Linked DNA regions of Homo sapiens: region 1 is linked to region 2. The links are chromatin loops, found by intact Hi-C in ENCODE. Cell type or tissue: B cell. All regions are shown on one strand.

The links. A loop is a pair of places that touch in the nucleus more often than their neighbours do. Peaks named below come from ENCODE experiments on the same cell type or tissue, not always from the same donor. Only the 100,000 strongest peaks of a DNase experiment are listed, where the experiment ranks them.
Region 1: a loop joins it to region 2, with 24 times the contacts of the local background. A loop is called at or near these places in 6 of 110 quality-filtered maps.

The regions. Positions count from the first base shown.
Region 1 is chr20:33,715,907-33,723,906 of GRCh38, forward strand. It overlaps PXMP4 (peroxisomal membrane protein 4), which reads right to left and starts at 4,404. Exons shown (of 4, transcript NM_007238.5): 1 at 4,189-4,404. The coding sequence starts at 4,301. RefSeq lists an enhancer at 3,951-4,000. In B cell, no CTCF peak of the experiment used is centred here; a DNase peak (open chromatin) is centred at 4,485; H3K4me3 peaks cover 1,558 bases; H3K27ac peaks cover 869 bases.
Region 2 is chr20:33,551,927-33,559,926 of GRCh38, forward strand. The region is part of intron 1 of CBFA2T2 (CBFA2/RUNX1 partner transcriptional co-repressor 2); the gene reads left to right. Among named protein-coding and RNA genes, the nearest start is that of CBFA2T2, 66 kb to the left of the region's middle. RefSeq lists enhancers at 3,254-3,413, 5,159-5,814. In B cell, no CTCF peak of the experiment used is centred here; DNase peaks (open chromatin) are centred at 917 and 3,235; H3K4me3 peaks cover 1,200 bases; H3K27ac peaks cover 3,885 bases.

The DNA of each region.
Region 1 (8,000 bases), 160 kb after region 2:
TGATCTCGGCTCACTGCAACCTCCGCCTCCTGGGTTCAAGCGATTCTCCTGCCTCAGCCTCCCGAGTAGCTGGGATTACAGGCATGTGCCACCATGCCTGGCTAACTTTGTATTTTTAGTAGAGACGAGGTTTCTCCCTGTTGGTCAGGCTGGTCTCGAACTCCCGACCTCAGGTGATCCGCCCACCTCGGCCTCCCAAAGTGCTGGGATTACAGGCGTGAGCCATCCTGCCTGTCCTAGCCAGTCTCATCTTTTAAAAACATCAATCTCATCACATCACTCCCAGCTTAAAATCCTCTAACACCTTTCCACTACTCACAGAACAAATTCCAAGCTCTTCCCTGCAGCCTTGAAAGTGCTATAGCCTTGGCCCCTGCTCACTGCTCCTACCTCACCCCAGGGCCCTCCTCTGCTGCTCCAGCCACACTGTCCTTCCTGGACTGCATCTGACACATCAGGTTCTTCTCTGCTCCTGGCTTTGGCCTGGCAGTTCCTACTACCTGGCGTGCTCCTCCCCAGCCACCTTCCCTCAGCCTTCCGGTCTCAGCTGGGCCCTCTGCAAAGGCCTCCTGATGCTCCAGCCTAGGTTTGAGCAATTTTTCATTGCCACAGATCCCAAAACTTCTCTCCAGCACTTCATCTTCCCAATTTAATGACTCGGTTATTCAGTATTTATTCTATTATAATGATCTCTTTCCTGTGCTAGACTGTGGGCTCTGTGAAGACAGGGAATGTGTCTGGCTTGTCATCTGCATAGTCCCTAGCATAGTACCCCACATGGTACCTGACATATAACATGTGCTTGATAAATAACTGTTGACTGACCGATGCCAGAACACCCCTTACCCATGACAATGTCATTTCTAGAAGGTTCTGTCTTCAGCTTAGCTCATCTTAAAGTTAACAGATTCCCTAAAACAGCTGTTAGGTAACACTGTACCTATTCAAAATGTACCTCTTTCTAACTATTATACAAAGAAGGACCTCAACTTTGTAAAAATGCATTTATAAAAAGGCTGGCACTTTGGGAAGCTGAAGTGGGCAGATCATTTGAGGTCAGGAGTTTGAGACCAACCTGGACAACATGGTGAAACCCTGTCTCTACTAAAAATACTACAAAAATTAGCTGGGTGTGGTGGCAGGCACCTGTAATCCCAGCTACTCGGGAGGCTGAGGCAGGAGAATCTCTTGAACCCAGGAGGCAGAGGCTGCAGCGAGTTAAGATCGTGCCACTGTACTCCAGCCTGGGCAGCAGACTAAGACTCTGTCTCAAAAACAAAAATAAAATAAAATAAAAAACTGGAAGGAAATATGCCACTGTTATTAGCAATGCCCACTGCACTGGAGGAATATATAATAGATATAATTTATTTTTGCTTGCTTTTTAAACTTTTCTAGACTTCCAGAATTATCTATGATTAAGTACTGCTTTTAAAATTATTAAATATTTTAGGCCGGGCGCGGTGGCTCACGCCTGTAATCCCAGCACTTTGGGAGGCCGAGGCGGGCGGATCACGAGGTCAGGAGATTGAGACCATCCCGGCTAAAACGGTGAAACCCCGTCTCTACTAAAAATACAAAAAATTAGCCGGGCGTAGTGGCGGGCGCCTGTAGTCCCAGCTACTTGGGAGGCTGAGGCAGGAGAATGGCGTGAACCCGGGAGGCGGAGCTTGCAGTGAGCCGAGATCGCGCCACTGCACTCCAGCCTGGGCGACAGAGCGAGACTCCGTCTCAAAAAAAAAAAAAAAAAAATTATTAAATATTTTAAATGTTACATAATTGTTACATAATTGCCTCTTTTTAAGATTCAAACCTCTTCCCCCACCCTTCCTTTCCCCTCCTCATTTAGGGATCTAGGAATGACGTGAACAAGACCATGTTTACTTTCATTGTTTTAACTATACTCAGATGAATAGTAGAAAGACAGTGGTATTTGGGCCAAAGCCCTGCCATGTTTTGCTATGTGAGCTTGGATAAATTAGTTAACCTCTCTGAACCTCCCTTTTCCCATCAACAAAAGGTATTCTCCATTTTACAGAATGGCTTTTGGCAGTTACGCACATATAAAAGTTCCTAGGTCAATCAATATTAGTGTCTCTTCTTTTCTTACTCTTCTTTATTGGACACCTCCACCCCTACCCCTATCCCTAAGTTCTCCAGGTACCCAACCCTGGTCTTACCAGGCTACAAGGTCTAAAAATCCTGACAGCCTCCTTGAGACAATGGTCATGAGCCACATACTATTGTCTCCCCAAATATACATGAATGTTCACTGCAGGCTTGTTTGAAAAAACAAAAGACTGGAATCAAACCTGTGTCCAAGGCTGGGTGTGGTGGCTCACGCCTGTAATCCCAGCACAATGGGAGGCCGAGACAGGCCGATCACGAGGTCAGGAGATCGAGCCCATCCTGGCTAACACGGTGAAACCCTGTCTCTACTAAAAATACAAAAAAATTAGCCGGGCGTGGTGGTGGGTGCCTGTAGTCCCAGCTACTCAGGAGGCTGAGGCAGGAGAATGGTGTGAACCTGGGAGACGGAGCTTGCAGTGAGCCGAGATTGCGCCACTGCACTCCAGCCTGGGCAACAGAGCGACACTCCATCTCAAAAAAAAAAAAAAAAAAAAAAAAAAAAAACTTGGCAAAAGGGTTACTGATGTTATCTCAGGGCACATCAAGGATATGCCCTTGGCCAGACCCAGTGGGAACCAGTTCTACCTGACTCTTGAGTGTCCATGGGAGCCAAGAGCCTGGCACTGGTGCCAGGCATCCTTGGGTTTGAATCCCGGCTCCAACCGTGACCAAGTGCTGTGGCCACGAGCAATGGGTCTACCTCTGAGCTACAGCCTTTTCATCTGGAAAATGGGGACAATGGCAATTCTGATCTTGCACACTTATTCATTCATTCAATAAATATTTCAGAAACTACTAAATACCAGGTGCTAGTAATACACCAAGGAACAAAATAGATAAAGTTATGGCCTCATGAAACTTTCTTTTTTTTCCTTTTGAGATGGAGTTTCACTCTGTCACCCAGGCTGGAGTGCAGTGGCACAATCTCAGCTCACTGCAACCTCCACCTCCTGGGTTCAAGCGGTTCTCCTGCCTCAGCCTCCCATGTAGCCGGGACTACAGGCATGTGACACTACACCCGGCTAATTTTTGTATTTTTGGTAGAAACGGGGTTTTGCCATGTTGGCCAGGCTAGTCTCGAACTCCTGACCTCAGATAATCCGCCTGCCTCGGCCTCCCAAAGTGCTAGGATTACAGGTGTGAGCCACCGTGGCCAGCCTGTGCTAAGCATTTCACACATATTGACTCAATCCTGATAGTATAAGTACTAGTACCATGCCCATTTTACAGATATTGAGGCTTAGAGAGGCTAAATGACTTCCTCCAGATCACACGGGTAGGTGGGGCCAGGGTTCAAGCCAAGGCATCCACATCCTTCCCACCATCCCACGTTGCCACTAGGATGCCAATTCTGGGGGACACAAACCACTTTCTCTGGTTTGTTCTCTGCTTTGTCCCCGGTTCTGGCACTGTAGGCCCTCAATAAATGGTGGCTGTTATGCACTAGGTTTAAAGGAGACTGAGCTCCCCTCTAGGCACCAGCCAGGGCAATGACCCCAAGACCTCTCTTGCAGGTAAGATGCCAGGATAGTTGCAGCTTCTTTTACATTCATTGTCACGTCCCAGGAGCCCCCTGAGCCGAACGGGACTTAGCGCTGGAGTCCTACAGGTGAGAAGTGAGAAGCAGGATGCAAGCCCATGGGCAAGCTTCATGGGGACAGAATAGACAGGAGGCATCCGCCTGCCAGCTAGAGGCCAGAGTCCAGTTCCCCATTGTGCAGATGGGGCCGTTGAGGCCCAAAGGCACACAGAGAGGTGAGGTGAACTGAACCCAAATGAGGGGATACAGAAGCTGGCATGGGAGGAGTCAAAGCAAGAGGGCCAGGCTGCAAAGGTTGGAAGACCCAGAAAATGTGCAGTGGGAGCCCCAGTTCAGAGCTGGGAAGGCGCGCAAGCCAAAATCCAGCTCCCATTGCACAGATGGTGACCTCCGAGACTTAGAGACACACGAGGACTGCTCCAGGGCAAACAGCACCGCGGCATCGGACTTCGAACTCGCGCCTCTGACCCCAGGCAGGACATCCCTCAGCCCCAGCCCGGCCCGACGGCCCCACTCACACAGCCCCGTTCCGGAAGCCCTTAAGCACGGCCAACGCAGCGTGGTAGCGGCGCTTGCGCAGCAGTGCGTTGACGACTACGAGCAGAGCCCTTAGCTGCGGCGGGGCTGCCATAGTGCGGGCTGCGCGCAGGGTCGGGGTTAGGAACTGTAAGCGCACTGACAGCCGGAGGTTCCAGCTGCGCGCCCACAGCCCCTCGGTAGCGCCGCCGACTCGTGGCGTCTATAGGCTGTTTCTGCGTCACTCATGCATGGAAGACCAATCAGAGAGCGTACTTGTCTCATGGGACAATAGCACTCATCGAAATAGTTGTCTGACTGGAAGAGAAAGGAAAGCTTGTAGCCAATCACAGTGGGCTCCGCCCAAGGTCACACACGATTTGTCCAATCAGAAGGCACTTTCCCTTGGGCCATGTTGGGTTCACGAGTGGGTTTGGAAGGAGGCGTGTACTTGGAAGGAGGGCTCCTGAATGAGGAGTGGCCCTGCTTAGAGATGGGATGGGCGACAGGTGATGATACAGGGAGGAGCAGGGCCCCATCTTTATGCGAGATAGTTCTGACTGGGATATCCTTTACCATAGCGATCTTCCCAGAGTGTCAGTCACATGGCCCCTCAATGGCTTCCATGTACGTATGTATGTTTTGAGATGCAGCCTCGCTCTGTCACCCAGGCTGGAGTGCAGTGGCGCGATCTCGGCTCACTGCAACCTCCACCCCCCAGGGTTCAAGCAGTTCTCCTGCCTCAGCCTCCTGAGTAGCTGGGACTACAGGCACCCACCACCATGCCTGGCAAATTTTTTTGTATTTTTAGTAGAGACGGGGTTTCACCATGTTGGCCAGGCTGCTCTCCTGACCTCAGGTGATCCACCTGCCTCGGCCTTCCAAAGTGCTGGGATTACAGGCGTGAACCCAGCCGGCGTCCACTTATTCTTAGAATCCAAACTCCTCCCCAAGGCCCAAGAGAGAAGACCTCCTGTGATCTGGTCCGTGCCTCTCCCTCTGACCCCACGTTCCAGCACTTGCCACCTCACTGCTTCCCAGCCAAACAGCCTCCTTTCTGTTCCTTGGGCCAAGAACCCTTCTACCTCAGGGCCTTTGCACTTGCTGGTTCCCTGCTTGATATTCGCCATCCTGGGCTCTTCCCATGATGGGCTTCTTCTCATCCTTCAGGTTTCAGCTCAAATGCCACTTCATCAGAGAGACTTTCTGAGACATCCAATTTGAAGTAGCACTGTCCACTCTGACTCATTACCCTGGCTCTTTTTTTTTTTTTTTTTTTTTTAGACTGAGTCTCGGATCTATCACCCAGGCTGGAGCGCAGTAGTGTGATCTCAGCTCACTTCAACTTCTGCCTCCCAGGTTCAAGGGATTCTTCTGCCTCAGCCTCCTGAGGAGCTAGGACTACAGGTGCATGCCACCACGCCCGGCTAATTTTTGTATTTTTAGTAAAGACGGGGTTTCACCATATTGGCCAGGCTAGTCCAAACTCCCGACCTTGTGATCCGCCCGCCTCGGCCTCCCAAAGTGCTGGAATTACAAATGTGAGCCATCGTGCCCGGCCACCCTGGTTCTTATGTGTTTTTTTTTTTTATAGAACTTTTGACACTTTAGACTTGTTTACTATGTGTTCATTGTCCATTGCCCTTATCAAACTGTAAATTCTATGAAGGAAGAAATCTTATTTGTCTTGTTTTCTGCTGTAACCCCAACACTAGGCACATGGTGGGTACTCAACACTTGCTTGTTTAAGCAACACATAGTTTTGGGTTGTCATCTCTGAGAGCATTGATGGGTGACATTAACATATGATGTCACTATGTGGAGTTGTCACTGAATAACAGCTACACACTGAGTGGTGGCTGTGACTTGTGAGGGTGTCCCCTGGTACTTGGGCCATATGGTATTTACCAGTGATGTTATTTGCTCAGTGTCAGGGGACAATTTCAGAGGTCAATGAAGGAGGGAGTTGTGCTGGGCCTATTTTGTCACTGAAACTGGGTTGTCCGGGATTTTTCTTTTGTGATGGTAGGCTACTTTATTCAGTTCATCCTTCCTCTGAAGATAATGACTATGTTAGATAATATATTAAAATATCCTCTTAAAAACACTGAAGTTCCTTGGCTGGGCACAGTGGCTCATGCCTGTAATCCCAGCACTTTGGGAAGCCGAGGCGGGCGGATCACTTGAAGCCAGGAGTTCGAGACCACCCCTGACCAACATGGTGAAACCCCGTCTCTAAAAAATTAAAAAACAAAAACAAAAACAAAAAAACACTGAAGCTCTGCCAGGTGCGGTAGGTAGCTCACGCCTGTAATCCCGGCACTTTGGGAAGCCAAGGTGGGTGGATCTCTTGAGCCCAGGAGTTCAAGACCAGCCTGGGCAACATGGCGAAAACCCATCTCTACTAAAAATACAAAAATTAGCCAGGCCTGGTGGCACACACCTGTAGTCCCAACTACAGGTGCGGGAGGATCACCTGAGCCTGGAGAGGTCAACACTGCGGTGAGCGGTGATCACGCCACTGGACTCCAGCCTGGGTGACTGAGACCCTGTGTCAAACTGAAGTGCTTAAAAGTATGAGGAATGTGGCCGGGCACGGTGGCTCACGCCTTTAATCCCAGCACTTTGGGAGGGTGAGGTGGGTGGGTCACCTGGGGTCGGAGTTCGAGACGAGCCTGACCAACACAGAGAAATCCTGTCTCTACTAAAAATACAAAATTAGCCGGGCGTGGTGGCACGTGCCTGTAATCCCAGCTACTCAGGAGGCTGAAGCAGGAGAATCGCTTGAACCCGGGAGGCAGAGGTTGCAGTAAGCTGAGATCGCGCCGCTGCACTCCAGCCTGGGCAACCAGAGCGAAAGTCCATCTTTTTTTTTTTTTTTTTTGAGACGGAGTCTCGCTCTGTCGCCCAAGCTGGAATGCAGTGGTGCGATCTTGGCTCACTGCAAGCTCCACCTCCCGGGTTCACGCCATTCTCCTGCCTCAGCCTCCCGAGCAGCTGGGACTACAGGTGCCCACCACCACGCTGGGCTAATTTTTTGTATTTTTAGTAGAGATGGGGTTTCATCATGTTAGCCAGGATGGTCTCGATCTCCTGACCTCGTGATCCGCCCGCCTCCGCCTCCCAAAGTGCTGGGATTATAGGCGTGAGCCACCGCGCCCGGCCCGAAAGTCCATCTTAAAAAAAAAAAAAAAAGTATGAGGAATGCTCAGGCCAATTATGGAGTGAAAGCTGGTAACCAGATGCTTAACGGGAAGATTGGGATATTGGAGCACCAAGGCTACTTATGACATGAGGGCGTTTACCAATATTAAACCTGCAAGTTTCAGCTTGTCAACCACACAGGGCAAGAGGGACACAAGTGAAAATCTAGGGCCTCCCCAGGTGGGGAGCCATATAGCAGATCTCCTCACATTAAGCTGAGCCCCAAAGGGTGTTGCCCTCAAGTCTAATGTGAAATGAATCCACTGCACAACCCACACCACCAGCCCCTAGGAACTACAGAAAAGGCTGCCTTGGTGCTAAGCAGAACAGCTGAAGGAGAAGGAAAGAGGAATTTTTTTTTTAAAGCTCTTCCTTAGGAAGTTGTGATCATTGATGAGTTTTTTTGTACCCCAGGGAGTAGAGCCTGATATAATAGATCAAGAAAGCTCAAGCTATGAACTGGGAACCTGGTTTGAGATGATAACCGAGTAGATGTGCTCTCCAAACCCTTGGCAAAAAGGAAATACAGGCCGGGCACAGTGGCTCGCGCCTGTAATCCCAGCACTTTGGGAGGCTGAGGCAGGTGGATCACCTGAGGTCGGGAGTTCGA
Region 2 (8,000 bases):
TTCTGCTTACGTAAAATTCTTGATTTTAAATGATGGTCCACAGCTGCTGTAGTCTGACTTGTGTCCCATAAGGGCTGATGACTCAAACATCAGAATTGTTGTTCAGTTTTAATTTTCAAGATCACTTTTGAGTTTGATTGCTTCCCTGGTTTTTTTTTTTTTTTAAGTTGACAAAATTTTTTCCAAGCTTTGTAATGCTCAGTGTGTGAAGCAAATACACAACCATTTATGAAGTCTTTAATAACTAATAAAACTGGAATCTACACATTGTCATATAAATTGGAAAATTAGAATATCTTGTTTGTGGAGAGCATTTTCAGGTTATTTGACTTAACAATGATGTTATGAGACTACATGGAAGAATAATTGGATCTTGAGCTGTTTAAACATGTGCTAAATAGAAAGAAACAAAGCTTCAGAGGACCTCAGGTGACACCTGGTCCTGTCTTCTGATTTTTGACAGATGAGAGTTTTAGGGATTTAGATAATTGGCTTAGTAATTGAATCAGTGAAACAGCTACTCCAGGCTCTTTCTGCTGAATTGTAAGGGGAAATCAGTGTCTCTTGAAATGTTTGCTGTAAAAAAAAGGAAGACACTATTTTCTGATCAGTTGTACATTTCAAATTCTAAACATTTTTTTGAGCATTGTTAAACACTGTCAAGCCGTGTGGATGTGAAGGTGAATAAGACAGAATAGTGAATAAGATAGCCTTTGTTGTCACAGGAGTTTGCAAGATTATCTAACATTTAGGAAGTGAGACAAATGGGCTTATGCTGTCCCCTGCACCCCAGCAAATGTGTGAAATGTCCCCTTGCTTGTCACTCCACTTCATCGTCCTTCTGCACGTTTAATGCTGTCCATACATGCTGACTTCCTCCTGCTTCTTTCTGCTAGTCATACCTTTTACCATCTCAGGGTTCCTATATTATTCTGTTCCCTCTGCCTGAAATACTTCTGAATATTCTTCATCTCCACCCCATCCCCCTTTTTAACCTGATCTACTTCTCCTCTGTCAAATTTCATTTCATCAGAGATTATGTCTATATAGCACACCCCTTAACTCTAGTCCCTGCTGTGAAGCTCATAGTTCTGGTTTTTTTCTTTATAGCACTTAGTATATATTATTATGTTTGTTTGTATGATAATTACATTACTTTTCTCAATAGACTGTAAGCTCCCTGAGAGCAGAGACTATTTTTCTTTACTGTGTCTCCTGCACTTAGTGTAACCTCAGTAGGTGTTTGAGTATTAGAACTTTTTTTTGTAAAGCTACGTTGTTGCTATAAATCAGAGTTTAGTTTATGTTTTTTGTTTTAGAGGGAGTTTCACTCTGTTACCCAGGCGGGAGTGCAATGGTGCACAGTCTTGGCTCACTGCAGCCTCCACCTCCCGGGTTCAAGCAGTTCTCCTGTCTCAGCCTCCCGAGTAGCTGGGACTACAGGTGCACGCCACTACGCCTGGCTAATTTTTTGTGTGTATTTTTAGTAGAGACATGGTTTCACCATATTGGTCAGGCTGGTCTCGAACTCCTGACCTCAAGTAATCTACCAGCCTCAGCCTCCCAAAGTGCTGGGATTACAGGCGTGAGCCACCATGCCCAGCCAGAGTTTAGTTTTTTGTAAAGGGTCATATAGTGACCGTTTTTGGCTTTGTGGGCCACACGATCTCTGTCCCAACCCTGCTAATGCGGCAGGAAAGCAGCCATAGATAGACAATATGTAAAGGAATGGGCATGGTCCTTTTCCAGTGAAACTTTGTTTACTAAAACGCTAAGCAGGCTATAAGTTTGCTGACTTCTACTATAAATCATCATCCCCTGATCTTGTTGGACTTGAAAGCCCTTGTTATGCAATCTTGCAAATCCCCTCTTAGGGTTTTTTGAAAAATGATTTTATTTTTGTATGGTAGATGTTAAAGAGGTGATTTTTAAAAAGTCTGATCTTAAAGTAATGTAAAATACAATCTTAAATATATTAATTATATATTTTTAGTTTCTCCAGTTTACTAGTAGGCATATGCTTTTGTTAACTTTACATTTGTATTTAAGTAAAACATGATTCTTGATATTGATGTTAAAATAAAAAGATTGGTTTGGTTTTGGGATAGATTAAAATGTAGATTGAAATTTTACAATGCGTTTCATTTTCAAAAAAGACTATTTTTGCAACCTGATGCTTGAAATACCATATAATATTATTTTGTTCTTAAGTGACAGATGAAGAAACATTCCAGGTTGCTGTTTGCAGAACTTCTGTGCAAGTAAGGAGTTATTACAATGAAAAGCAAATTCACTATAAGCACCAGTGTTTATTTTTCTTACTTTTTTCTTTTTTTTTTTTTTTTTCAGACAGTGTTGCTCTGTCACCCAAGCTGGAGTGCAGAGGCATGATCTCAGCTCACTGCAGCCTTCGCCTCCTGGGTTCAAGTGATTCTCCTGCCTCAGTCTCCTGAGTGGGATTACAGGCTTGTGCCACCTGGCCCAGCTAGGTTTTGTATTTTTAGTAGAGACGGGGTTTCACCATGTTGACCAGGCTGTTCTCGAACTCCTGACCTCAAGTGATCTGCCCACCTCAGCCTCCTAAATTGCTGGGGTTACAGGGGTGAGCCACTGCGCCCGGCCTATTTTTCTTTTTTCTTTTCTTTTCTTTTCTTTCCTTTTCCTTTTTCTTTTCTTTTTTTTTTTTTTTTTTTTTTTGAGATGGAGTTTCGCTTTTGTTGTCCAGGTTGGAGTGCAGTGGAGTGATCTCAGCCTCCCAAATTGCTGGGGTTACAGGTGTGAGCCACTGCGCCTGGCTGTTTTTCTTTTTTAACGTTGTTTGAAAGTCTAGAATCATTTTTATGTGCTAGATGAGAGATTTGATCTGATAAATCAAACTCAGATGTCTGCATCTCAAGTGTATTTGTAGAATTATTTTTCTGTTTTCTATTAATTTAGATTGAATGTCAGAGTACCCATTATAGGTATTAAAATGAATATTACATAAGAAAAAATAACAACTTAAAAATGTTCAGAATTGTTTAAATAAAAACTTTAGACAGACATTTAGCAGAATTTAGGTGAGCATTAAAGGATTCAGGCAGCATTCAAAACTGGAAGAAGTTCAGAGAGCTCTGCTTTAGAAGCAGGCTTTTATAGGCTGAACGCTGTAGCAAAGTAAAGGAATTACTTGATTGGCTGTAGCTAGGCACTTGCCTTATTTGGATATGATCCAGTGGAAAGTCCCTAGTTAGAGGTTTGTTTTTGATTGGTTAAGCTTAAGTTTCATTTTATGTTTACATTGGGCTTCAGTTTGCTTACTAGGCACTGGAGCCAGCTGTCTCAGCCTAATGGCTGCCCAATTTAAAAAAAAAAAAACATTAAAATGGCATGTAGTTGTCATCATCAGAGTAAGAAACCAAAGAAGAGACCGTCATGAATGGGATCATTAGATCATGGACTGACACACATGTTCACTTAATACCCACAAGAGTGTCTTCACACTTTTTTGTCATGGATGGGACTTGTTTTCTGTTTTTTGTTTTGTTTTGTTTTTGATACAGTAAAATACTTAGGAGTTCTTGCAACTTTCTATAAGTTGTTTACATTTTACTCCAATTGCTTTATCATTGTGTGTATTTTGGAGGTACAGTTTTTTTCCTGAACCACTCTGAAAGTGGAAATATGCCCTTTTATCCCTAAATACTTAAATGCATATTTCCTGAAATCAAAGGCATTTTCTTACATAACCACACATAACCACAGTACAATTATCAAAATCAGAAAATGTAATAATGATACCATACTATTAACCTGATTCACAGACTATATTCAGGTTTTATAAATTATTTCAATAATGTCTTTTATAGCTCTTATACCTCAATCCAATTCAGTCTGTCATCACACACTGAATTTAACTGGCATGTCTCTTTCTTCCTTGCCTTTCCCCTTTCCTCTTTCCTTTTTTCTTCTTTCTTAGAGACAGGGTCTCATTCTGGTGCCCAGGCTAGGGTGCAGTGGTGCAATAATGGCTCACTGCAGCCTTGACCTCCTGGACTCAGGCAATCCCCCAACCTCAGCCTCCTGAATACTTGGGAATATAGGCACATGCCATTATGCCTGGCTAATTTTTTTTACTTTTTGTAGAGATGGAGTCTCACTACGTTGCTCCGGCTGGTCTCGAACTCCTTACCTTAAGTAAGCCACCTTCCTTGGCCTCCCAAAGTTTTGGGATTACAAATGTGAGCCACTGCGGCTCTTTAATTTTTCTTATTCTAAAACAGTTCTTCAGCCTGCCTGCCTCCTCTTCTCCCCTCCTGGTACTTTTCTTTTCTTGACCATTCCAATTTTGAATACAGACCAGTTGTTCTGTACTTAGTTTGGGTTTCGTTGCCGTTACCTTATGATTACATTAATGTTACGAATTTCAGGCTGGAATACTATAGAAGGGATGTATTCTCCTTAATGCCTCATTTAAGGAGGCACATAATCAGTGTGTCTCAATATTAGTGATTGGTTAATCATTGTATTAAGGTCATGTCTGCCAGGTTACTCCACTGCAAAAATTACTATCCTCTTTGTGATTAATAAGTAATTTGTTGGGTATATTTAGAGATGATGAAGTTGTCCTGTTTTTCATTAGTTTTCTATTCACTAGTAGTCTCAGCATCTAGTGGTGATTTTCTTTTTTCTAATTTTTAATTTTTTTTTGTAGAGACAAGGTCTCACTATGTTGCCCAAGCAGATTTTGAACTCCTGGCCTAAAGTGATTGTTCCACCTTGACCTCCCAGAGTGCTGACATTATAAGCATGAGCAGCTGCACCCTACTAGTGGTAATTTTCTAATTCCATCATTGTTTCTGCATTTACATATTGGCATTCTAATGAAGGAATGCTTTCCTTTCTTCCTTGTTGATTGGTTAAAAAAATTAAATATGGATTATGCTCTAATCCATTACTATCATTATTTATTTTGATGCTTAAATTGTTGCACAATTCCAGTGGTAGTCCCTTCTAACTGGCTTTAGTGTTCTTTTGACATACCCCTGTCATTTTTGAGCAGTCTCTTACTTTCTTGCCCAAGGTGTTGCATGCTTATCTTTTTTTTTTTTTTTTTTTTTTTTTTTTGAGACAGAGCCTCACTCTGTTGCCCCGGCTGGAGTGCAATGGCATGGTCTTGGCTCACTGCAACCTCCGCCTCCTGGGTTCAAGGGATTCTTCTGCCTCAGCCTCCCAAGTAGCTTGGATTACAGGTGCCTACCACCACGCCTGGCTAATTTTTGTATTTTTAGTAGAGACGGGTTTTCACCATGTTGGCCAGGCTGGTCTCGAACTGCTGACCTTGTGATCCGCCTGCCTTGGCCTCCCAAAGTGCTGGGATTACAGGCGTGAGCCACTGCGCCCAGCTGTGTGCTTATCTTTTACTTTCCCTGCCCTACCAGAGATCAGCTATTTCTCCAAGGATCCTTGGTTTTAGTAGAAAATGTAGTTTAGAAATCAAGATCTGGGTGTTCATTTATAGAAGGGGTCATTGCTTCTAGAACCTCTCAGCAAACAGCTAGGAAGTGTATGTATGAAAGTGTGTTTGCGTGTGTATTTCTATGTCTATATATTTTTTGAGAGACAGGGTCTCACTCTGTCACCCAGGGTGAAGTGCAGTGGTGGGATCATAGTTCACTGCAGCCTCAAACTCCTGGTGTCAAGCAATACTCCCACCTCAGCCTCTCAGGTAGCTAGGACTGCGGGCATGCCCCAACACGCCTGGCTAATTTTGTAATTTTTTGTAGAAATGGGATCTTGGTATGTTGCCCAAGCTGGTCTCAAACTCCTGGCCTCAAGTGATCCTTCCACCTTGGCCTCTCAAAGTGTTGGGATTACAGGCGTGAACCACTGTGCCCAGCCACATTTAGGTCTTTTATTTCTCTCTCTTTTTTTTTTTTTCTGTTTTGAGACAAAAATCTTGCTCTGTCGCCCAAGCTAAAGTGCAGTGGCGCGATCTCGGCTCACCGCAACCTCCGCCTACTGGGTTCAAGTGATTCTTCTGCCTAAGCCTCCCAAGTAGCTGGGATTTCAGGTGCCAGCCACTACGCCTGGCTAAATTTTTAGTAGAGACGGGGTTTCACCATGTTGGCCAGGCTGGTCTTGAGTTCTTGACCTCGTGATCCACTCGTCTCGGCCTTCCAAAGTGCTGGGATTACAGGTGTGAGCCACTGCGCCTGGGCGCGCTCTCTCTTTTTTTTTTTTTTTGAGACTCTGTCTCACTCTCGCTCAGGCTGGAGTGCAGTGGTGCGATCATGGCTCACTGCAACCTCCGCCTCCCAAATTCAAGCGATTCTCCTGCCTCGGCCACCAGAGTAGCTGGGATTACAGGAGTGCGCCATCTTGCCCAGCTAATTTTTGTGGTTTTAGTAGAGATGAGGCTTCACCATGTTGGCCAGGCTGGTCTCAAAACTCCTGGCCTCAAGTGAGACATCTTCCTCAATCTCCCAAGGCGCTGGGACTATAGGTGTGAGCTGCTGTGCCAGGCCCTTATTTCTCTTTTAATGTATAGGTTCTGCTCCTAACTCCCTCCATCTCCCTTTTTTTCCTTAAGAATCTGGATTGCTTGGACTATAAAGTTTTCCACATTCTCGACTTTGCTAATTGCATCATCATCTTGCCATTAACATGTTCCTGTGTCCCCTCAATGTTTTATAAATTTGCTCAATCGTATTGTTTTACTTTTTTTTTGGGTAAAGCATGATTCATTAGGAGGCATATTAATTTCCAGGTGTCTCTCGTTTTATAATAGTGGCAATTGGTGATCATTAGATTCATTTTTTCATTAGGGATTTGCAAAATGATGATATTCCAGATATATTATTTTGTCATTTACTAGTTGGATTATTTCAATAGAGATCAATTTTTCGCCAACTGTTTGGGGGGGCGGCGATTCTTGAATCTTTATTTTAGATTCGGGTACATGTGCAGCTTTGTTACATGGATGTATTGCATAGTGGTGAGGTTTGTGCTCCTAGTTAGCCTATCATCGAAATAATGAACATTGAACCCAACACTTTTCTCCAACTATTTGTTTAACTAGATGTACAGTTCATATAGGAAAGACAGATGAAATGCTTGATTCATCAGATTTTAGAATGAGTTTGGTTCTCTAGTATTCTCTGAAAGATAAGTAATCAATTAGTTTTTTTAAATAGGTATTATTATGAACTCATGATTTAAACATTTTATTGTGTTTCAATCAATTGCAGCTTCTTTTTTTCCTTTCTTTTTTTTTTTTTTTTTTTTTCTGAGATGGAGTGTCACTCTGTCACCCAGGCTGGAGTACAATGGGGCAATCTTGGCTCCAACCTCTGCCTTCCTGGTTCAAGCGATTCTCCTGCCTCAGACTCCTGAGTAGCTGGAACTATAGGCATGTGCCAGCATGCCTGGCTAATTTTTGTATTTTTAGTAGAGAGAGAGTTTCACTATCTTGGCCAGGCTGGTCTGGAACTCCTGACCTGAGGCGATCTGCCCACTTCAGCCTCCCAAGGTGCTGGGATTACAGGTGTGATCCACCACTCCTGGCCCAATTGTGATTTTTGTTGTTGTTGTTGTTGTTGAGACAGGGTCTTCCTCTGTCACCAGCCTGGAGTGCAGTGGCATGATCTTGGCTCACTGTAACCTCTGCATCCTGGGTTCAAGCCATTCTCCTGGCTCAGCCTCCCAAGTAGCTTGGATTACAGGCGCCCACCACCACACCCAGCTAATTTTTGTATTTTTTAGTAGAGGCGGGGTTTCACCGTGTTGGCTAGGATGGTCTTGATCTCCTGACCTTGTGATCCACCCACCTTGGCCTCCTAAAGTGCTGGGATTACAGGCGTGAGCCATTGCGCCTGGCCAATTGTGGTCATTTTTTATTGCTCCTCAAATTACCCCATCTTTGTTAGTGGGAGCCTCTTCACATTAACTCTCTCTGAGTCCTTGGGACATAACTCCAGAAGTGATTGATGGCCTGATTGCTTTCTGTTATGACAAGTTTT